Linked DNA regions of Homo sapiens: regions 1 and 3 are each linked to region 2. Evidence: read pairs that join two places in POLR2A ChIA-PET (ENCODE). Cell type or tissue: MCF 10A. All regions are shown on one strand.

Evidence for each region. Peaks named below come from ENCODE experiments on the same cell type or tissue, not always from the same donor. Only the 100,000 strongest peaks of a DNase experiment are listed, where the experiment ranks them.
Region 1: POLR2A ChIA-PET joins it to region 2 with 14 read pairs; 19 of 35 experiments call an interaction of 5 or more read pairs at or near these places.
Region 3: POLR2A ChIA-PET joins it to region 2 with 25 read pairs; 35 of 35 experiments call an interaction of 5 or more read pairs at or near these places.

What each region holds. Positions count from the first base shown.
Region 1 is chr15:92,918,154-92,926,153 of GRCh38, reverse strand. CHD2 (chromodomain helicase DNA binding protein 2) reads right to left here. Exons shown (of 39, transcript NM_001271.4): 3 at 1,602-1,833. Among named protein-coding and RNA genes, the nearest start is that of MIR3175, 18 kb to the right of the region's middle. RefSeq lists an enhancer at 3,473-4,672. In MCF 10A, no CTCF peak of the experiment used is centred here; a DNase peak (open chromatin) is centred at 4,153.
Region 2 is chr15:92,828,090-92,836,089 of GRCh38, reverse strand. No RefSeq gene overlaps it. Among named protein-coding and RNA genes, the nearest start is that of CHASERR, 51 kb to the left of the region's middle. RefSeq lists enhancers at 2,956-3,015, 3,772-3,971, 4,352-4,401. In MCF 10A, no CTCF peak of the experiment used is centred here; a DNase peak (open chromatin) is centred at 4,149.
Region 3 is chr15:92,885,237-92,893,236 of GRCh38, reverse strand. CHASERR (CHD2 adjacent suppressive regulatory RNA) reads right to left here. Exons shown (of 6, transcript NR_037601.1): 3 at 7,653-7,722; 4 at 6,983-7,068; 5 at 1,165-1,233. Among named protein-coding and RNA genes, the nearest start is that of CHASERR, 6.4 kb to the right of the region's middle. In MCF 10A, no CTCF peak of the experiment used is centred here; no DNase peak of the experiment used is centred here.

The DNA of each region.
Region 1 (8,000 bases), 90 kb before region 2:
AACAAAATTTAAAAATTAGACAGGTGTGTCAATACGTGCCTGTAGTCCCAGCTACTTGGGAGGCTGAGGTGGGAGGATCACTTGAACCCAGAAGATCAAGGCTGCAGTGAGCTGTGATTGCACCACTGCACTCCAGCCTGGGGGACAGAGCAAGACCCTGTCTCATCTTTATGAAAAATGATCCAACAATGTCACTAAGAAAGGACATTATCAACAATGACTTTAACAACAACAACAACAACATAAAAATGATGAAGTAAGCTGAAGAAAATCAAGGCTTCAAAAGAAAAGATGGCCCAGAATAGGCATTTTACAACTAGAATCCAATGTAATCACATAACCCAAAGTCCACAGATTCTGTAACGGCCTTAGCATCACCTTGGAGTTAAAGGACAAAAGGTCCAAACAGAAGGAGTTAGGAATAACCAAATGGTAGGAAATATAGGTAGAGGCAGTAAACATAAAACACTCTGAAAAAACCTGGCAGAGAAAGGAAGGAGGGAAAGTGCGCTTTACTCTAGCCTGTCTATCCATGCCCACACCTGGCCCTCTGCTAGAGCTATGAAAGTTTTTACTCAACACAGGTTTTTATGGAGCCCTTATTAACTGGGAGGGCAAAATCATTTCAGTGTTACTACATCAACTAGTTTTATCACTTCAAGATACCAGCCAGGCATTCTAGCTCAACTATTATGACTTTATTACAGCATATATTATAATGTTTACATCCTAAAATTATCTTGTGTTCTTATTTGTCCTTTTGAGAGCCGATATCTAAGTCAACTCCTCCATGAAAAATCTACTATGTGGAGTTACTCACTACTGAGTACTCTTACATGAGTAATAAGCTTTTGGAGGGGGACAGAGAGCTACCATGTGAAAAGGAGGTGTACATAGAAAACCAAGAGCCTTCCTTAGAAGTTCTCATTTTAGGATAATGATTATCAAAGGCACAGTGCAATCATTCTGACTGGCTTGTAGGTCCATCCAACCTATAACTACATATTATTAACTTTCCGGAACTGCTCACTTTAACCTTAAAAATATATTTTAGGCTGGGCATGGTGGCTCAGGTCTATAATCCCAGCACTTTGGGAGGCCGAGGCAGGTGGATCACCTGAGGTCAGAAGTTCAAGACCAGAATGGCCAACATGATGAAACCCAGTCTCCGCTAAAAATACAAAAATTAGCTGGGCGTGGTGGCAGACACCTGTAATCTCAACTACTTGGGTGACTGAGGCAGGAGAATCACTTGAACCTGGGAGGCGGAGATTGCAGTGAGCCAAGATCGTGCCACTGCGCACTCCAGGCTGGGCAACAGAGCAAGACTCTGTTGCAAAAATAAATAAATAAAGTTAAAAACCAAGCGTATAAAAATTTGTCTTTCCTCCCTATAATTGGATGGTTCAGGTCATTTATTTTCCTTAATAGAGCAGAAAGAAGTCTTCATTTGTATCCTCAGATATACTACTGTATATTACTAGAAAAAATGGCTGTAGGTTTCATCATCAAGATATACTAATGAGTTTTCATGAACAACAAAGGTCTGCTAGCTTGTCCTAGGCTAGCAGCACATTTGTACTGCAGGGCAAAGTAGATACCTTCTTCACATCAGCTATCCGTTCCTTCTTAGAGGCTGGCTTCTCTTTGGCTTCTGGGAGGACTGGCTGGGATTTGGAACCTGCTGATTCGCTCTCAGATTCCGACTGACTCTCAGAAGATTCAGAGCTGCTGTTCGACTCGCTGCCATGTCCACTTCCTGGATCACTTCCCTGCTCACTTTCCGACTGACTGCCTGAGTCTGAACCCGAAGCTTCTTCAGAGGCTGAGTGACTTATTTTGAGAGAGAGAGAGATTTAAAAATATTTAAGAACTGACACATGAATCTGCTTAAAAAAAAATTCTCATGGTAAAACATTTGCAGATAGTAATTTTAGTAATATAAGACCAAAATCTTCAAATTCACATTTATACTTTTACATTCCAAATAACGTTATTGCTACCATTCTCAAAATCCCCAATAGCTACCCTTTCCTGAATGTTTACATGATGCTACAGAACAGGTTATTTCTATGGACAGGCTCTTGACAGAAACTCTGAACATGGATATTACTGTCCCCTTCATTCAAATGAGGCTGAACTGAGGCTCATAAGTATTTAACTCTCACACCTAGTTAACACAGTAAGATTTGAAACCAGATATATATGAATCCACGAAGTCTTATCTGTTAAGTATCATTCCCCTCTCAACAAGAAAAAAACAAAACACAGAACAAAACCAAACCAAGCAGGCCGGGCGCGGTGGCTCATGCCTGTAATCCCAGCACTTTGGGAGGCCGAGGCGGGCGGATCACGAGGTCAGGAGATCGAGAGCATCCTGGACCACACGGTGAAACCCCATCTCTATTAAAAATACAAAAATTAGCTGGCTGTGGTGGCACACACCTGCAGTCTAAGCTACTCGGGAGACTGAGGCAGAAGGATCGCTTGAACCTGGGAGGCAAAGGATGTAGTGAGCCAAGATCACGCCACTGCACTCCAGCCTAGAGACAGAGCGAGACTTGGTCTCCAGAAAAAAAAAAAAAAAAAAAACAAGCTGGACACAGTGGCTCAAGCCTATAATCCCAACACTTTGGGAAGCCTAGGCAGGAAGATTGCTTGAGCCCAGGAGTTCAAGACCAGCCTGGACAATATGCAAAACCCATCTCTTCAAGAAAATGTTTAAATTAGCTGGGTATGATGGTGCATGCCTGCGATCCCAGCTACTCGGGAAACTCAGGTGGGAGGATCATTTGAGCCTAGGAAGTCGAGGATGCAGTGAGCCATGATTACGCCACTGTACTCCAGCCTGGGTGTCACAGTGAGACCCTGTCTCCAAAAAACAAAAACAAAAAAAACAAAGCATCTCACCCAAAGAGGAAGAATGCAAACTGGTTGCAATTATCCAATCGTGGTTCTCACTAATAGGAGCAAATTAGGCTCATCTGAGGAGCTTTATAAAAATTTATACACATTAACTTCAATCCAGAGGCCCTGCCTTATAATCTGCAGTGAGATCCAGAAGTGGTAGACTTAACAGAAGTAAGTAAACAAAAAGGGCACTCTGATGCTAATGAGAACACCCAACCCAATAAAGACGGCTACTGGCCTCCACACATCTCCCTTCCCTTCTTCATTCCAAACATCCCATAGGGAGCAGCAACCTAAGTAGGTAGATGTCATCTAAAGGAACAAAACAGAAACCACAGAGACTGAGGGGTGATAGAGTATCAATCTCAAGCACAGAGAAAACAATATCCTCATCTTCCTCTAATGGTGAAAAAGCAACTGAGGGGCATGCTGGTAGAGGGGAAGATACTCTGAAGCAAAAAGACCTCAAACGGATGGACTCTACAGCAAGAGGTGGACTGTTTACTCTTGCTTAAAAACTACCCATCTTTGCTCTGAGGGGGGCAAGGAAAAACCCAGAACCTACAGTAACATTAACAGAAAAGTCCCTGAGTTCAGAAGCCAGGAGATAAGACACGTGGCACAAAACCTGAAAGGGTAAGGGGAAGTTCTATATTTACCATCACTGCATCTTCTAGAGGTGCACAGGGCAGTACACTGCAAACTGGGACTGCTGCAAATAACACCATGCGATCCACAGCACATTACAATACGGAGGCCTTTCAGTTACCATGAGGAAGCAATGAGAAAAAATGGGAGAGCAGGGGTCGAGGGGAGGTTCTCAATACTGGGAAGTGGGGAAAGATGAGAAAAACCATGTAACTTCCTGATCACCTAACAGGTATCAGACACTAGGCTAAGTACTTTATATGTATTATTTTGCTTATTCCCAAGGACAATACTATTAGGCATTATTATCACCATATGAATGACGAAAAAAACTGACCTCTTTTATGTAACTTGGCCAATGGACAAAACTAGAAATTGAGGAAGAGGGTGAGGGGCCGGGATTCCAATCCAAGTGTGGATCTAAAGCTCATTTCTTTCTATTTTACCATAGGGGGCCAAAAGATTAGAGACTCAGAAAACATTATTAACTCTTATCCCTGTTACACAAGGTCCCAAAACAGGCTTCCTTGTAACAAGTGACTCAACAGTTTCAAGACCTCATTACAATTACTGACTCCTTAACCCCTTGCACAGTCCAAGCTGACTAGTCCAGGTGACTAAAGCATCTGAGTCATTTACTTTATACCTGTGACCAGGCAGGTTGTCAACAGGAAAGAAAAAAGGAAGAGGAGAGCTGGATAGTGATAGGAACACTTAAAAGCTGTGGGCTCTGGCATCGCAGCTTCCATTTCAGTCCTAGCTCACCTCAGGCCTGTGTCATCTTTTAACTTGTGTCAACCTATGTGACATCTACCAGTAGTGTCATAAGAACATCTAATGGCAGCTATGAAAGCAGTGCCCTATAAATGCCAAAGCCCTACCCAAACAGGAAATCTGAGCATATCACATCCAAGCTGAGATTCCCCTTCTAACACAAAATTCTCCCCAGCTAACACCCATTAGTGAGTCGTTACCCCACAATCCATGACACTAGCTGGAATTTATTAGTTTTGCCTCCACTATTTGTTCATGGACAGACAGGTACAGAGACAGCTCCAGAATTTCCTTGTAAGTAAGGAAGGGATTTATTTAATAGAAAGGGCAGTCTACTTGAAAGGGATGTTAGGCAAGGCAGTACCTGGAAACTGTATTCCCATAGCAAAGGCAGCTGAAGGCTTGTTCACCTCCCAGGCATCCGGGTCTTCTGGTCACTGATAACATCCAATTTCAGCATGCCCTATAAAACCTGGCCTCTGACAATTTCTCAAGGCACATGACTTAATCATTTCTTCCCTCACCCCCACTGCTCCAGACTCTAGACCTAGCATTGCTCCCCTCTAGCTCCTGCACCCACTGCGGACACAGCAAATTAAATACCTCTCTAATTTTGTGGGCTTAGGTATCACCTTCTCCCAGAAAACATCCTTTGGTCTCCTATCCTAAGCTCAATACCTATCAGATACTTCCACAATACTGACATATGTCACAGCAGTTACCACCACCGAGATGGAAAACAGGCAGCCACATCTCAAGTCTGAGCTTCAATTACCATGCCCTGCTGGCTCTCTATACTTTTAGCAATGACACACATGCTGACCTAGAAAGACTCACTCCAAAGCTCCGGCAGCTGTTAACATCTACACTACCTTGCCTCCACTTGTCCCATACTATCGAGTAATCTGGCCGCTTGTCAACCTCCCCAATAAACTTGCAAACTAAGCATATCTCCTTTGATGTTCTTTGTGCCTGGTATATTAGAGAAGGATTCAATTGCACATTCATTTGCTAGAATGTGCAATTTGCCTCCCCTTTGAAATAACGTATTTAGTTTTTCAACTACTATAATGTTTAACTCCAGACAAAAGTTTAAGAATAGAATCATGTTTTGGCAATCACCACCAATAAAACTGTCACAGACAACAGGTCTACACACTACTAGGAAACAGAAAACTCCAACAGCAACAAAAAGACTGAAAATCTTTACCAACTAGAGACCCACAAAAGGCAGCATTAGTTTACTGAAGATAACTAGAACAGCCCAACTAGAAATGTTTATAGTGTTCTGTGTTGAAAAGTGGGAAGCACTGCAGATAGGATGTAATGGAATGCCAATGCCCGCATCAGGATATGTCTATATGGATGCCCATCTCATTCCCTTTGAACTGGTTTATACTATAAATTCACTACATTTTATATAACATTCCCCTATTAACGGTACATTTAGGTTATTTTCAGATTTTTCACTTAATCAATAAGTTGCAAATATCTCTGATACACTTTCCATATTTCTGAGTAGAGTATTTGTATTTGGAAACTGTTGACTGTAACCATAAATATCTTTCTTTCTACGTATCTTCTTGTGCAGCTATGTGTTTTTGAGTTTGTGTAGGAGAGTGATTCCTAGAAATGTAACAATGCACACAACAATACCTTCTGGGGAAAAAAAAAAGCCGTTTTTCTGTCAGCATATATCTATGTGTATAAATGCATTTTAATCACCACATTGCTAACACTGGTTTACTCTGTTAGGGATGGGTTATTTGAAGTATACTTGTGAGTTCCATGGATTACTTGTGTAATTTCAAAAATAACAACAATGAAAATCAAACCCAAGAAAAGATTAACACCAAGTTCACAACTATATTTGCCTTTAGGGGTTGAGGGAGGCAGATGCTCTCAGGGAATGATACTAGTGACATTTTATGACTGAAACTTAGTAGTGAAGCTTAATAGTGAATTCACAGCACTTCATTATATACCTTAAGTATTTTTAATGTCTAAACTAGTTAATTGTCTAAAGTAAGTCTAATCATGAGAGCCAAATCCAAACCAAGGGCGGCAAGTACATCCCACCCTACACAAAACCAGCAAAGATTTGAATGAGTGTTTTTAAAAAGTGTTTTTAGGCCAGGCGCGGTGGCTCACGCCTGTAATCCCAACACTTTGGGAGGCTGAGATGGGAAGATCATGAGGTCAGGAGATGGGAGACCATCCTGGCTAACACGGTGAAACCCCATCTCTACTACAAATACAAAAAATTAGCTGGGCATGGTAGTGTGCCTGTAGTCCCAGCTACTCGGGAGGCTGAGGCAGAAGAATCACTTGAACCCAGGAGGCAGAGGTTGCAGTGAGCCGCAATCGTGCCATTGCACTCCAGCCTGGGCAACAAAGCAAGACTCCGTCTCCAAAAAAAAAAAAGTGTTTTTAAATTGTTTTTGGAACCAGAATCAGATGTAAGACTGAATACAAGTACTAATGAGGGGAACTGCTTAAAGAAGAAAAAAAAAAGCCTTAACAAAGTCATTACTTAATTTTCATACTTCTCGTAAGAGGAATAATCACTAAATAAACTGGAAATGGAAAATGAGATCGTGCCACTGCACTCCAGCCTGGATGACACAGCCAGACTCCGTCTCAAAAAAAAAAAAAGTGTAATTATGGGCCGAGCATGGTGGCTCAAGCCTGTAATCCCAGCACTCTGGGAGGCCCAGGCGGGTGGAACACCTGAGGTCAGGAGTTCAAGACCAGCCTGGCCAACACGGTGAAACCCAGCCTGTACTAAAAAAACAATTAGCCAGGTATGGTGGCATGCACCTGTAATCCCAGCTACTTTGGAGGCTGAGGCAGGAGAATCGCTTGAACTCAGGAGGTGGACGTTTCAGTGAGCCGAGATCACACCACTGCACTCCAGCCCAAGCATCAACAGCAAAACTCTGTCTCAAAAAATATATATATATATGTATGTATATATATGTGTGTATGTATATATATGTATATGTGTATATATGTGTGTATATATAGCGTACATGTGTATATATACGTATATATATATTCATATTATTCCCTTAAAAAAACGACATTTCCTAAAAGACTATGTAGAATTGCCATTAATACCTAATAATTATAATAGTAAATACTATTAGTACTAAGCTGTAGCTTTAGTGCTGGTTTAGTAGAGGAGGCAGAAAGCCCACAAGACTAATAGAAAGGGTCAAACTGAGTTAGTGAGTGGAGTCCTTTAAGCCTTCACCTAAATAACAAAGTAATAAAATTAGCTGACTACCAGTGGCTTACTAGTTACAGGGCAATTAAACATTGGATTTTCAGGAATGACTATCCAACATATATACAGAATCTTCACGAAAAACAACTATCTGAAAATTATTCAACATCTAAATTGCAAACAACTTTTATAATTTTTTACTTAACAAATAATTAAAAGGAAAATACAACACACAGATAAAAAAACAAGTCAAAACTGGGAATTCAGATTCCAATCAAAAATAAATGCTGATGAGAAAAAGGTTTACCACTTCCTTTTGCTTGTGGATAAAAAGAATTTGGTATCTCTTCAAAATACTTTCTGAAGTAGGTAAAAACGGAGTGATTAACCTTCTTGGAACTGGACTTTGAAACGAAGTGCCATTAACACTTACTGTTCC
Region 2 (8,000 bases):
TTTTTTTTATTTTGAGACAGAGTCTCGCTCTGTTGCCCAGGCTGGAGTGCAATGGCACAATCTCGGCTCACTGCAACCTCCGCCTCCTGGGTTCAAGTGATTCTCCTGCCTCAGTCTCCTGAGTAGCTGGGATTACAGGTGCCTGCCACCATGCCCAGCTAGTTTTTTGTATTTTTAGTAGAAACGGGGTTTCATTATTTTGGTCATGCTGGTCTCAAACTCCTGACCTCAGGTGATCCACCCATCCTGGCCTCCCTAAGTGCTGGGATTACAGGTATGAGCCACCGTGCCCGGCCTATTTATATATAATTTTTGAGACAGAGTCTCGCTCTGTCACCCAGGCTGGAGTCAAGTGGCGCGATCTCGGCTCACTGCAAACTCCACTTCCTGGGTTCAAATGATTCTTCCACCTCAGCCTCCTGAGTAGTTGGGGCTACAGGTGAACACCACCACGCCTGGCTAATTTTTGTATTTTTAGTAGAGACGAGGTTTCACCATGTTGGCCAGGCTGGTCTTGAACTGCTGACCTCAAGTGATTTTTATTTTAAATGATAGGGAACATAGTCCAGAGAAAGACATGCTTTAAAAAAGACTGTTGATCAGTAAGACAGCCAGGAACAAAACCCAATCTCCCAAATCCCAGTCTAGAATATTTTCCACTGTTTACTTCAGGCAAAAATACATTCCACATTGTGGTATAAAATTAGAAAAAAATGAAGAAAAGCCTATTTTGGATCAAATAAAAGGATACTGGGTTCAAATTTAGTTGTGTGGTCAAAGCCAAATTTCATAAACTCTCCAATCCTGCTCTTCCCTGGGAAAAAGATGAGGATAAAAATATGTACCTCGTAGTGTTGTCGTGGTAAGTAAGTTTATATATGTGAAATGCCTAACAAATAGCATTTCTCCATTAATGGAAATAATAATAATGCTAATTAACAGTCAATAGGTGATAGTATAGTTAGAATCAAGAATCCCCCATCTGTGGATAGACAGTTTTATTCTTCTCTTTCAGGGCTTGCAAATTAACTTGATAAATCATGATGTGGAGAATTATATTTATATACTTTATATATAATAATAACTATACAGACGCAGTTGGTAACAATTATTTTAAAACATATTGGAAGTATAAGCATAAATTCTAGTATCAGGGGTAGGGGTGAGCTGGTCTTATGAAATGTGACAATGAACTATCATGGTGAATAAGATTGGTTTCTGAATTGGGTAATAATATTTCTGATCAAAAGTAGATGTGTGGCCGGGCGCGGTGGCTCATGCTGTAATCCCAGCACTTTGGGAGGCTGAGGCAGGTGGATCACCTGAGGTCAGGAGTTTGAGACCAGCCTGGCCAACGTGGTGAAACCCCGACTCTACTAAAAATAGAAAAAATTAACCAGGCATGGTGGCGAGTGCCTGTAATCCCAGCTACTCAGGAGACTGAGGCAGGAGAATCGCTTGAAACCGGGAGGTGGAGGTTGCAGTGAGCCAAGATAGCACTATTGCACCCTAGCCCGGGCAACAACAGCGAAACTCCACCTCAAAGAAAAAAAAAGGAAAGAAATCAGTTTGGTACTTTCTCATAAAGTTAACCATAATCTTACTATAGTAGTTATCTTTTCCTGTATAGCAAATCGCTCCCAAATTTAGTGGCTTAAAATAGCAATAATTTTCTTCTTCTTCCTCTTTTTTTAATATCTCATGGTTTCTACAGGTCAGAATTGAGACAGTTAAGACCAACAAAGCTTACAGAGTAAAAAAAATTAAAATTAAAAAAAAAATTTTAAATAAATAAATCAAGACAGGGCACAGCAGAGGGTAGCTTGACTTTGCTGTACCATGTCTGGATCACAGCTGGAAGACTCTGAAGGCTGAGAAAAAAATCATCTGAGGCTTGTTCATTCACATGTCTAGTAGTTGATGTTGGTGTGGGCTGGGGGCTATCGTCTGGAATATCTACACATGGCTTTTCCATGAACTTCCTCACAACATGGTCCCTGGGATGAAAGGGCAAGCCTCCCAGGAGAGAAGAGGGAGGAGGGAGAACAGGATAGAAGGAGAGGGAGAGAGAGGGGGAGAGAGAGAGAGAGAGAGAGATCCTTGCCTTCAGGGGGATACAGATGTTGTAAGGGTACCCGTTTTTATACCTTTACAACATCTACAACATGGTAAGCAATGCTGTTACTTTAACAAGTGAAGTTAACACATGAATTTTTTAAAATGAGTTTGTTAACCTGTGGTTGGTTACTTTTATGTGTCAACTTGGTTAGGCCACAGTGCCCAAACATTTGGTCAAAGATTCTCCTGGATGTGTCTGTGAGGGTGTTTTTGGATGAGATTAACATTGAAATTGGTGAACATTAAGTACAGCAGATGGCCCTCCATACTGTGGGTGGGCCTCATCACATCAGTTGAAGGCCTGAATAGAACAAGAGACTCCCTCTCGCTCTCCCGGCTCCAGACAAGAAGAAATTCTGGGAATTCTGTCAGCTGACATCTTTTGGATTGAACCACAACACTGGCTCTTTTCTAGGTCTCTAGCCTACCAGCCCACACTGCAGATTTTGAACTTAGCCTCCATAAGCATGGATCGATTCCTTAAACAAAATCTCTCTCTCAGTCAGGCTCATGCCTGTAATCCCAGCACTTTGGGAGGCTGAATCGGGCAGATGGCTTGAGCTCAGGAGTTCGAGACCAGGCTGGGCAACATGGCAAAACACCATCTCTACAAAAAATTAAAAATTACCTGGGCATGGTGGCATGCACCTGTAGTCTCAGCTTCTCGTGAGACTGAGGCAGGAGGATTGCTTGAGCTAGGAGAGGTTGAGGCTGCAGGAAGCCAAGATTACGCCAGTGCACTCCAGCCTGAGTGACAGAGCAAGGACCTGTCTCAAAAAAAAAGAGAGAGAGAGAAATCTTTGTCTATAAATATGCACATCCTACTGGTTCTGTTTCTCTGGAGAGCACTATTACAGCCTGCTTTGCTAGTATCAACAAAACCACGGGCTTCTTGTCCAGAAGTTTTTGCCCCTGCTTCATAACTGCAAATGGAATTTTCATGGAAAATATTTCCTGTGTTGCTATTTTTTTTTTTTTTTTTTTTTTGTCATCCAGGCTGGAGTTCAGTGGTGCAACCTCAGCTTACTGCAACCTCCCCTCTGGGTTCAAGCGATTCTCATGCCTCAGCCTCCTGAGTAGCTGGGACTCCAGGTATGCGCCACCACGCCTGGCTGATTTTTGTATTTTTCATAGAGAGGTGTTTCACCACATTGGCCAGGCTGGTCTTGAACTGACCTCAGGTGATCTGCCTGCTTCGGCCTCCCAAAGTGCTGGGATTACAGGCATGAGCCACAGTGCCCAGCCACATTACTTCTTAATAATAGATAATGTGCCCTAATATACAGTATTTACATAAAGCCTTGCAGCAAGGTGGCAGTTTTCAGCCATTTTTTGAGGAGGATGTGAACAGGAGCCGTTACACGGCTCATCAGTCATCTGTTGCAAAGAAGCTGTGCTCAGCAGCGCAGAAGGATATCTTTCATTACTGGAAACCGTGAATCAGCTCGAGTGAAACAGGGCTCTGTCAGCTTATAACACTTAATTATGTTTTTAACTCCATAAATTAGTTCAAGTAAAGCCGTTTGAAAATAGCCAATTTCCAGTTTGAACTTACAGAAAATTAATGGCAAGAATGCAAACTTCTAATGTGTTAAGAAATTATTTGAATTTCTTAACTGTGTCTCCCACTAAAAGTTTGTGCTTTAAATTTTGTGTCAGTTCTGCATCAGAATTATTCAGTTTCCTCTTATGCAACAAACCCTAGAAAATTCTAAAGTTTCAGAATAAGAGCATTTCCTAAAGAAGAGAAAATATATTGGGGGTGGTGGGGGGGAATGGGATCAGTACGTGGCTCAAGTTTTTCACCCTTGAGGAGTTAAGAAAAACACTTCAACATAAGGACAAAAGCTCCCTTGTTTAAGCACTTCCCCAGCTGCACTTCAACTAAATATATCCTGGGCAGAGTGTTTTCATTTCTCCACCCCTCTCCTGAGCCAATCACATGGTGACAAACAGCTCGGAGGCCCCTTGGGACTAGCACTGCAGAGGTACAGGCTTGGTTACAGGGCTTCGCGTTCCTTTCCAGCACAGGCCTGCTCTGGGCCGCCCTGCCTCCCCCAGAGGCTGCAGGGAGCCCCAAGCAGGCGCATTGCGGGCTCTGCTCAGAGAGACGCCTCCACGGGTTAATTCAGCGGCCTCTGTCTGGAATTCATGCACCACCTGGGCTGACAGCATGAATGACTCATTGTTTCCCCTCTGAACAGGCTGAGGAGTGCTTCTTGGTGTCAATAACTGAGGCAAAGTAAAATTGTTTTTTCCCTTTCAACATGACCAATTTTCTAAGACTGAATATAGAACTGGAAATCTGCAGGGTGTGTTTCTTCTGCGGCAACGGTAGCCAAGGTTACTGCTTTGAGTTGGTCTGCAGGGACAGAGGATTAAAATTTACTGTCTATAAACAGAAGAAGGCCTAAAGCCAGAGCTCCTTTATTTACAGCTTGTGTCATGGTTTTATAAAATGAAGGAAACTTAATTGAAACCTCTAGTTTGTGTAAACCTGGGATCTGACTGTACACAATACCTGATTTTATTTCTAATACCCGTGATTTGTATAAATGAAGATTTTGATGATAATTTTCCCATAGCTAAGTATAAGACATGTATGCTTTGAAGTCCATATATGAATCTTCCATACCAGCATTTCCAAAGCAGTGTATTAATAATTATGCCCCACCTTCAATTTTCCTATATGGCACCCTTCTCATTTTCAGTTACTTTTAGTTTCCTTGGGAAACTGGACTGGTTGATATTCCTGGACTATGGGATCTTTTTGCCTTGCTTACGCATATCTCAGTCCAAAAGCTTGACAGCCAGAACTATACAGATATTTTACTACCTTTCTGCAAGTGTGCGTGTATAACACTCTTGTTTCTTTGAACTCTTGTTTCTTTGGCCTCTTATACTTTCCTAAACTTTAGGTGTTTTTTTAAAAAAATTCAAAAAGAGGCCGGGCGCGGTGGCTCATGCCTGTAATCTCAGCACTTTGGGAGGCCGAGGGGGTCAGGTCACGAGGTCAAGAGATGGAGACCATCCTGGCCACTATGGTGAAACCCCATCTCTACTAAAAATACAAAAATTAGCTGGGCATGGTGGTGTATGCCTGTAGTCCCAGCTACCCGGAGGCTGAGGCAGGAGAATTGCTTGAACCAGAGTTGGAGACTGCAGTGAGCCAAGATCACACCACTGCACTCCAGCCTGGCGACAGAGCAAGACTCTATCTCAGAAAAAAAAAAAAAAAAAAATTCAAAAAGAAAGATGTAGAAAAAAAAGAAATAAATGCAGAAAGGAAAGGGAAAAAGGTCTTGTGTAGATTCAGGACCTTGGTTCTAATTCAAATCTGGGAGGTTAGCATGCAACAGAGTACTTTCTTCATCCAATTAAGTAGCAGCCCTGAATAGATTCCAAGTCATTCTGACTTTGAATAGGGATGAGGACAGCTGATACTGAAGAAGAGAGAATGTTGAGGCCCATGTATAGCCTTAAAAGAGAGAGAGAATGAACTTGGGATGTGGAGATTAAATAGGGCGTTTAATAAAATGGCAGTAGATGCTTTTATTTTAATTGGTATCAATCAGCTCAAGTAACCTTTAAATTTCTGCAATAACAGGAGACTGAGTTGGCTTTGGCAGGGCTCTCTATCCCAGGAATGGAAACTCACGCAGGTTCTGAATCAGAAAGAATCAAAATAACAAAAAAAAATTTCCGTCTTTCAAATCTATGCTATAATTTAGCAAACTGAGTATCTTTCCTTGCTTGCCAGTATCTTTAAAATAAAGTCAGGTATCAAAATATTTGTATTCCCTTTTTCGAAGCTAATAAAAACCTGCAAAGATTAAGTATTTCTCCATTTTTGTAGAGAACACAATTATTACAGCGTGCTTACAAAATGACAATTCTCAAAGCTTCAATTTCTCACATCTAACAGCTAGTAAATGTGTAGTAAATGTGTAGTTCTCTGAATGAGACCCTTTTACATCATATGCAATAAATCTATTTGTCAAAGAGTCTCCTTAGCTACTGAAGATTTCATGGTCCTTGTGCCAACAGAATCAAGCACTTTGGTTGAATATCTGGAGGATTGTGACTTGAGACATGCAGGATGGACACAATCCTACTATGTGCCATACGGTTTGGTTCTTCCAACAGAGTGAAAAAACTTCTAGGCAGCTTCTAGCCTCTGAGAAACGTGCCTTAATTAGCTGAGTGTGGCGGCGTGCGCCTGTAGTCCCAGCTACTAGGGAGGCTGAGGCAGGAGAATCACTTGAACCCGGGAGGCAGAGGTTGCAGTGAGCCGAGATCACGGACTACCACTGCACACTGCACTCCAGCCTGGGTGACAGAGTGAGACTCCATCTCAAAAAAAAAAAAAAAGAAAAAAAAAGAAAGGTGCCTTATTTCCATTTCTCATCAATACAGCCAGCTTTCCCTTGGCCCCACTTAGTCTTTTCATCAAGACAAGGCTCTCAAGACTAACTTTAAGTCCTTCCTAGTGGGCGATGTGTTCCTTCTGCTTTTCTCAAGTCCAGAGTAAGGGCAATTTACATAGCTGATTGTTCCTTTCAACTGCATAGAACTCTTTCACCACCAGTTTAATAAATGTAAAATTATCGGATGCAGGCTTCCCCTCAAGAGAATCCTTGTTGTATACACTTCAGTTTTTTTGTTTGTTTGTTTTTTAAGACAGAGTCCCGGCCAGGTGCGGTGGCTAACGCCTGTAATCCCAGCACTTCGGGAGGCCAAGGCGGGCAGATCACGAGGACAGGAGTTCAAGACCAGCCTGGCTAACATGGTGAAACCCCATCTCTACTAAAAAAAAAATACAAAAATTAGCCGGGTGTGGTGGCACGTGCCTGTAATCCCAGCTACTTGGGGGGCTGAGGCAGGAGAATCGCTTGAACCCAGGAGGCGGAGGTTGCAATGAGCCGAGACCGCGCCACTGCACTCCAGCCTGGCAACAGAGTGAGACTCCGTCTCAAAAAAAAAAAAAAAAAAAAAAAAAAAGACGGAGTCCCACTCTGTCACCCAGGCTGGAGTGCAGTGTTGCCATCTCAGCTCACTGCAACCTCCGCCTCCCAGGTTCACGTGATTCTCCCACCTCTACCTCTTGCGTAGCTGGGATTACAGGCATGCACCACCACGCCCGGCTAATGTTTGTATTTTTCGTAGAGACGGGGTTTCACCATGTTGGCCAGGCTGGTCTCCAACTCCTGACCTCAGGTGATCTGCCTGCCTTGGTCTCCCAAAGTTCTGGGATTACAAGTGTGAGCCACCACGCCTGGCCTTCTTCAGTTGTTTTTAAGTGGACCTAAAGGAAAACAAACTGGTGGTTCTTAAGGGCAGGGTTTGTCAGAATCAACTGAGGCTTTCCCAAATTAACACCATCCCCAACCACTGCTCTAGTAGTTCTCCAGATTTGGAAAGGGCCAATTTAGACAAGTAAAACAAAATGTAATTCCTTTAATTTTTATTATTTTATTTTATTTCATTTTTTAGAGACAGGATATCGCTATGTTGCCCAAGCTGGTCTTGAACTCCTGGCCTCAAACAATCCTCCTGCATTGGCCTCCCAAAGTGCTGGGGTTACAGTGAGCCACTGCACCCAGCCTAATGACTTTAAAATCCCAGGCAAGGAGAAGGGGACAGATGACTTGAGTTTTATTTCATGATGTCACAGCATGTTTGGAGCAAAGTGGAACACTCTGCCTTGGCTTCACATCGGTCCACAGTCAATAATGGCATTACAAGATAGCAAACGCGGCCGCGTGTGGTGACTCAGGCCTGTAATCGCAGCACTTTGGGAGGCCGAAACAGGCGGACCACGAGGTCAAGAGATGAGACCATCCTGGCCAACATGGTGAAACCCTGTCTCTACTAAAAGTACA
Region 3 (8,000 bases), 57 kb before region 2:
AAAAATTATCATCTAAAATCTAGATTCCCAAATATGATTCAAAAAAATTATTTTTATGAAGTAGCTAATATATAATTACCAAAAAGGTTGTCAATAATAAATCATGTTGGCCAGGTGCGGTGGCTCACACCTGTAATCCTAGCACTTTGGGAGGCTGAGGCGTGTGGATCACCTGAGGTCAGGAGTTCGAGACCAGCCTGGCCAACATGGGGAAACCCCATCTCTACTAAAAATACAAAAATTAGCTGGGAATGGTGGTGCGTGACTGTAATCCCAGCTACACTGGAGGCTGAAGCAGGAGAATCGCTTGAGCCCCAGAGGCGGAGGTTGCGATGAGTCAAGATCATGACACTGCACTCCAGCATGGGTGACAGTGGAACTCTGTCTCGAAAAATAAAATAAAAATAAATAAATCATGTTGAGAATTCACCAAAATTCATTTATACAACCTTCCCATCAACTCTTTCCAACTATTTTTCAGGCTGTTAGAAAAACTATTTCAGAGGTGCTAACCATGTCTTCTAACATCAAAGCATAACTTCAGGGACAATCAGGCTAAAGAACTTTTTGTTGGGCTTTCAAGTTTAACTTCAAAATTAATTAATTAAAAGTAATTATAATATTGGAAATCATTAAAAATTATGTTCTATTACCAAAAGAGAACCGAAGGGCTTCTGAGTTCTATACAGGTTAAGGCAATGCTGACAAAAGGAAAAGCTGTAGGACCTAGGATAAACTTTCCCTACAGATGAGACAGGAAATATTTTAGGCTTTGTAGGCCATTCAATAGAACTCCTCTGCTTGCTGCTGCTATATACTGAGAAAGCAGCGGCAAACAATAACTAAATGAAAGCGTATAGCTGTGCTGCAATAAAACTTTATTTACAAAAACAAAGAGGAACCATTTAGCAACATCCATGTTTATAATAGTGTTAGAGGTATGTTCAAATGTGGGTTTGTTTGCATTTTAACTTGCCTAAGTGAAGAAAGCAGAAAATAATAGATTGGAGTAAATTAATAAGCGAAATTTCCATGTTGATTTTCTTGTACTGTGTTGAGTTTCACTAAATCCCTCTTTACAATTCTGACTCGAATTTTCAAAATTTCCAAAGTAGTATTTAAAATTTCTAAACAGATTAAACATGTAAATTGAATAATACTTACTAAATGTTTCCACCAATGTCTACTTCATTGTATGGGGCCTTTAGAGGATTCAGTTTGAGGTTCATATTTCTGCAGAGGACAAAAAGAATTTAATTTTATACATAAAAAATGAAAACAGATTATTAAGCACCATGATTTATACCCAAAATGTCAACATCTTGCAAGGGTCATTTGCCAATAGACCAAAAGATGTATGTATGTATTAACAATACAGTCCAAGCAGAAATCATACAAGCTCTTGAGTATCACAAATTTGGCTCCTCTCTAGAATAGGTTACTACAAAATCACAAGCGTAAGTTTCAGCCCCTAAGAACTCCAAAAATGTAGGTAAATATTTGGGCTCCCCAGGTGGATCTGATGTTTGGGAACGAGTTATTTAACACAGCCAACATTGCTCTTACAGTACAGAATTGTTTCACTTTCTAGTCTTACATCTATTTACTTTCAATCCTTCTACAGGAAAGTTTACATTGCCCACCTGTAAGGCCACTTTCTCATTCCTTAGTATTACCATATTATTTCACATTATTATGTCTTTAATCAACACTAAGACAAAATGTTAGGAAACCATAGGCATCATTTCAAATTACTACTAATTGTACCAATCTATTCAACTAAACCAACACTAATCATTCCTAAAATATATACTTGATAATAAAAATGTATCCGGCCAGGCCCGGTGGCTTACACCTATAATCCCAGCACTTGGGGAGGTGGAGGCAGGCAGATCACTTGAGGTCAGGTGTTTGAGACCAGCCTGGCCAACATGGTCAAACCCCGTCTCTACTAAAAATACAAAAATTAGCCAGAAATTGCTTGAACCCAGGAGGCAGAAGTTGCAGTGAGCTGAGATCGCATCGCTGCACTCTAGCCTGAGCAACAGAGCGAGACTCCGTCTCAAAAAATAAATAAAATGTATCCATACTTTCCACTAGTTAGACTTGAATACCCCATAACTAAACATGGAAAATAGCGTTTCCCATATCTCAAGTAACATACCTTTTTCATCACTTCTGTTCCCAAGTATGATTACAATAATCATCCCACCACCACAAAGAAAACTTATTTAAAAGTTCAATATGAAAATAGGCAGGGCGCAGTGGCTCACACCTGTAATTCCAATACTTTTGGGAGTCCAAGCTGGGTGGGTCACCTGAAGTCAGGAGTTCGAGACCTGACCAACATGGTGAAACCCCAGCTCTACTAAAAATACAAAACTCAGCCAAGTGTGGTGGTGCACGCCTGTAATCCCAGCTACTCAGGAGGCTAAGGCAGGATAATCACTTAAAAACGGGAGGCGGAGGTGGCAGTGAGTTGAGATCACACCACTGCACTCCAGCAGCCTGGGCAACAGAGCAAGACTCAATCTCCAAAAACAAAAACAAAAACAAAATGTAGCAATTTAAGGTTTTTAGAAGGCAACGAAGTTTAGGATTTTAGTTAAAACTATGCTACCCAAATGCTTCTTTAGGACTAATTTTCAAATTATAGAGCAAGTCCCTGTTTATCTTCCCAAATCTAAATTCCTTTAGTCATTCGGACAGATCATAATCAAGAAATATAGCAGGCCGGGCGCGGTGGCTCACGCCTGTAATCCCAGCACTTTGGGAGGCCGAGGCGGGTGGATCATGAGGTCAGGAGATCGAGACCATCCTGGCTAACAAGGTGAAACCCCGTCTCTACTAAAAATACAAAAAATTAGCCGGGCGCGGTGGCGGGCGCCTGTAGTCCCAGCTACTCGGGAGGCTGAGGCAGGAGAATGGCGTGAACCCGGGAAGCGGAGCTTGCAGTGAGCCGAGATTGCGCCACTGCAGTCCGCAGTCCGGCCTGGGCGACAGAGCGAGACTCCGTCTCAAACAAAAAAAAAAGAAATATAGCAAAGATCTGCTTCAAAATTGCTCTAAGAGTAGGTGCTAAATTATCTTCCCAAGAAATTGACAAATGAAGCAATTTAAAAGGAACACAACATATTTCTGATCTTCCAAATTTAATCTGACCTTATAAGTAACAGAGGGTTTTGTGAAGACAGACAAATCGTAAACCAAGTAAACCCTTAAGAGAAGGGCAGAAGTGACTTAAGGAATCTCGGTAAAAGAAATGTCTAAGGGAAATCCCTCACACTGCTCTGATAATGTGCTTATAAGTAAGTTATCTACCAGTAGATAGGGTTCTCACACCACCAAAGACAGAAAATGTATCTCACTTTGCATCATCACAAGAATTAGACACTAATGTAATCTACCATAGCATCTCCTTCCCCATGCATCACTCACAAAAATTACTAACCACCAAAATTGACAAAGTCTAAAATCACTTTGCCATCCTTGGAAAGACAGGAGAAGGGAGCAAAATTCAGCTTAGGCAGACTATGAAAGTTAATGATTTTGCTCGTATTTCCACCTACCCTATTTCATAATATCATAGTTTCAGATTTAATAACTTACAGGTATAATATACATATTTTGGTTGTTGTTCTTTCAAACAGTAAGGACAGCTTTAGTCAATTGTCATATTATCATTAGTCATTTATGCTTTTCTTAGAAAACTTGGTTTTTAAAACCATTTTTTACTTTTTCTTTTTTTTTTTTTTTTTTTGAGATGAAGTCTCGCTCTGTTGCCCAAGCTGGAGTGCAGTGGTGTGGATCTTAGCTCACTGCAACCTCTGCCTCCCAGGTTCAAGCGATTCTCCTGCCTCAGCCTCCCAAGTAGCTGTGACTACAGGCGCGTGCCACCACATCCAGCTAAATTTTTTTTTTTTTTTTTAATTTTTAGTAGAGATGGGGGTTTCACTATGTTGGCTGGGCTGGTCTCAAACTGCTGACCTCACGTGATCCACCTGCCTCGGCCTCCCAGAGTGCTAAGATTACAGGCGTGAGCCACCGCGCCTGGCAAATTTTTAACTTAAAAATAAAATCTGAGAGCACCATTAACTATAAAGTCATTAATATGTCTAAGAAAATTCACAAACCTCAAAGTTAAAATATAGCTTTATAATCTAAATTAAAATGACTATGATTACTATGTAGCACACGCTTAAGATATAATTGTTTGGGAAATAATTTCAAATACATGGCTTCATTTCAAAAGGCAGAGGAATGTTTTCTAAAACAGATCTGTCAAGCAACATACAAGGTATGTATCAAAACTTTTATCATATTGTTATAGAAAACATGCTACTTGAATGTTACATAAACCATCAAGTCACATATTTATAACCTAAGGATCAGAATATCCTTCAATTTAAATTGTGAAGGTTAATTACATTAAAAAATAATAGCCAATTTGAAAATCAAAGTGCACTGAAGCATTCAATCTGGAAGGAGGTAGCTGGTAAAATGAAGACATTTATCTTTCATGTACAAAAATTTTGTAAAGGAAATTAAATAGATTATATCAGGCATGCAAACTATAAATCCTCTTATTTATAACATAATCATGGTCAGGTGAAAAGTATTAAATAAAACCACTTAACTTTATATTAGGTACATTTACTACATCATTAGAAAAATTTTTTAAAAATGCTTTTACTGAAGCATTCTAAATATTGTTTAAAGACAGTACAATTCCTTAATCGCTTCTCTGAAATCAGTTTACAAAGTCTGTATAAGAGTATTAGGCATGCCTTAACAATTATTTTTATCCCACAATTTGAGAGCTAATAGGGATCTTAAGAGCTTGGAACTCTAAAGTCTTCATACAGATTATGAGATGAAGGTACAAAAGGAATAAAATATCAAGACCGCAAGGGCTTATTTACATTGGAAGGTAGGTCTCCTGAATGCCGAAACGTGTTATATTTTCCACTCTATCACCACCTCTGATTAACAAAAGATAAAGAGACGTCCTCAACTTATCTTTCTCCCCCTTATGCCGCTCCACAATCAAATCTCAGAGGATAAAAAGTAAAATTAATTAGTTGTCCATAGTACAAATTTTTAAATAATCAAAAAACGATGACTAATAGTAAATAAAACTTAAAATTTACATTTGAAATTACCTATTTCATATAATCTATAAATGTCATGTCATGAAAGCCTTGTGATTACACAGCATGGCTCCTTTCATTTCTATAGAATGTCAGGTAATTTTTTAAACAGTTTCTATCAGAACTAATGCAATCCAATTCAATCACCAAGTTGATCAGGAGATTTTTATGACTCAAGAATTATCCCAAAATGCTAGGGTAAAAACAATTATATAAGTATCACCTTGGTTCTTAAGCAGAAAACAGTGGTAAATATACAATAATCCACCTTCCTTATAAAATATAGTACTTTAATATCATATCTACATGATCCACTATATTTATCTTATATAATATTATCTATCTATAATAGTTATCTACATTCACATTTGCCCTCATGTGCCAATCAATTAGGTTCATTATACAAGATTGGCTCAAGCAGTTAAGTATCAAAACACTGAATATATGCAGTAACAAAGATCTAAGTACATGTGAATCTTTGATTTAACATTTCTAGCCCTTTCCAGCTGTTTTCTTTTTTATGAATCAAATTACACCTTCCGTAGGCCATTATAAATGTATTGCCTGTTTATACTTAAACACAGATTATGCTTCACATAAGAGACCCATTTCTCAATTTCCTTAACAGTGCCCAATGACAGGAATGCCAATTTAATATCACATCAATTGCACAGAGGAAACCCTAATCTCGGCATTTGTGTTAAAGAAGTTTTGAAGTGAGGGATGTTTCAACTATTCTTGTAAATGTTGTATCTTTAAAACACTACAGTTAAAAGTCAAACATTTAGTTTTCTCTTGCACACTGTAATACACCCAAGTTTGATCGAACTGCAAAAAAGGATTAAAAAGAAGTTAAGCTGAAGCAAAGGCAATAAAAATATTCCTCTTACCACCTATTTCAATCAATGGAATAAGCCAACACCAAGTATTGAAAGACTGTATTTTATTTTCCACATAAATTTTGAAGAAAAGGTAAACTTGCCCTTATTTTAATTGGTCATTTGGCGATTCTTAAATTTTCCCAAGATACCCATTATTATACCGCGTATTTCCTCTAGTCAATCGCTAATAACAGCTTGACATTAATTTTCAGATTCAACGTTAACTTACAAAAAAGGCATATTTCCTTAAAAACATCAGTGGACATTCTTTTAAATTCACGTATCTAGCTTTAAGATTTTAAAGTGTGATATACATGGTATGCTGGGGGCCCAATACCTACTGCGCGTGAAAATTATCTCTATCTTTCATGCTTTAAAAGCAATTACTAAGCAATTAAATTAGAGGACTCTTTAGATGCATTAACTCTCATTTCCTAGAAAACAACACATTTTTGGACCTGTTTGAAAACTCATGAAAACAATTAAAATGAGTATTTTAAATCTATTAAATGCCTAAGATATGAAAGTGTCTATTTAGTTTTTGAAATGTTGTTAAGAATCCTACGATCAGCAAATGCAAAATTCCAGACCATTCCTAAAATGTGATTTGTACAATCAAAAAAAAAAAAAAAAAAAGGCTTAAGACTGTATATACCAGATTTGTAAAAACATAATCTTGATGACTTTACTGCAGATTTAACCACAATCCTAAAGCACCATTTTATTAAGAAGTACTAAATGTCTTCCTGCTCCAATATAAATTACATGCATCGACTGTCTTGATAGTAATAGAAGTGTTTTCAATGTCAGGCAAAGAAATTTGATGGTTTTCTCATCCTTTCAGTGATAAGTAGTCTACAGTTTGTTTCATTAACAAACTTTAATGGTATTTTTCTACTTAAATGTTGGTAACTATTCAATTGCAGATGTTGGGTAAAAACATTTACTTACTTGCTATATAAAATACTGACTTTCCCAAAGATTTCCTTTATCCTCTAGGATAAAACTCCAACGTCTCAGTCTTCAAAATGGCATACCTTTTGGTGAAAACAAATAAGATTCTAAACTTAATTATGAAGCAAACAATAGCAAGTAAAAATAAGTGTTTTTAAACTTTTTAATTACAAAAAAGAAACTAAAATCTATGCTCAAAACCTGATTTTTTAAATGTTCTTCCCTAAAATCTATCAGTATGAATAGCAAACTAGTTCAAATTCTCCAATAAGCTTATTTCTTTAAATACTTAAAAGATTAAAATTGTTTGCACAATATACAGAGTTAAACAGAAAAAAAAAGCTATCTTTGGTTCATGGTTTTCCTCAAAATCTAATCAGTCTTCTCTTGTTCCCAAAATTAAACAAAGGCTTAAAGGACCTTCAGTATTTTAAACTATTCAAAGGGTACATTAAGTTACAATGGCTATGCGTATATACTTTTAATCTTTCCTGCAGTGAAAAGGCTTAAAGGCTTTTGTCAAATTATTTGATAGTTTACTCATATTCATAATCACAACTTTTAAAAATGATACCCATTCATTAATTGAAATGTAAATTATTAAAGATAAAACAAAAGCCTAATAAGCTAATTTTTGTCAAAACAATAAAAATTAACCCACTCTTACCTCAAATAAAAGAACTCATTATTTGTTCAGAACCAACAGCAACCAAATTAATTTTAATCTCTTAAGTCACCTTTAAAAAAAAGAAGAAAGATGATATTAATGTTTTGATTTTCAAGCATTTCTTGGCCAACGATTCAGTGTGATGAAACAAGAAAATATTCCACAGACAAAAATCTATGGGCAAACTGAAGAGATGGCTCATGGACACATAACCTGTATACATTTATGGTTGCAGTTATTTCTTATCTTAGTATCTATCAGTCTTTGTTTTCCTCATCTTTTGGCTGTATTGACCAATGCTAAAGATTAACGCATTGAATTAAACAGAAATACAGAAAATTCAAATTT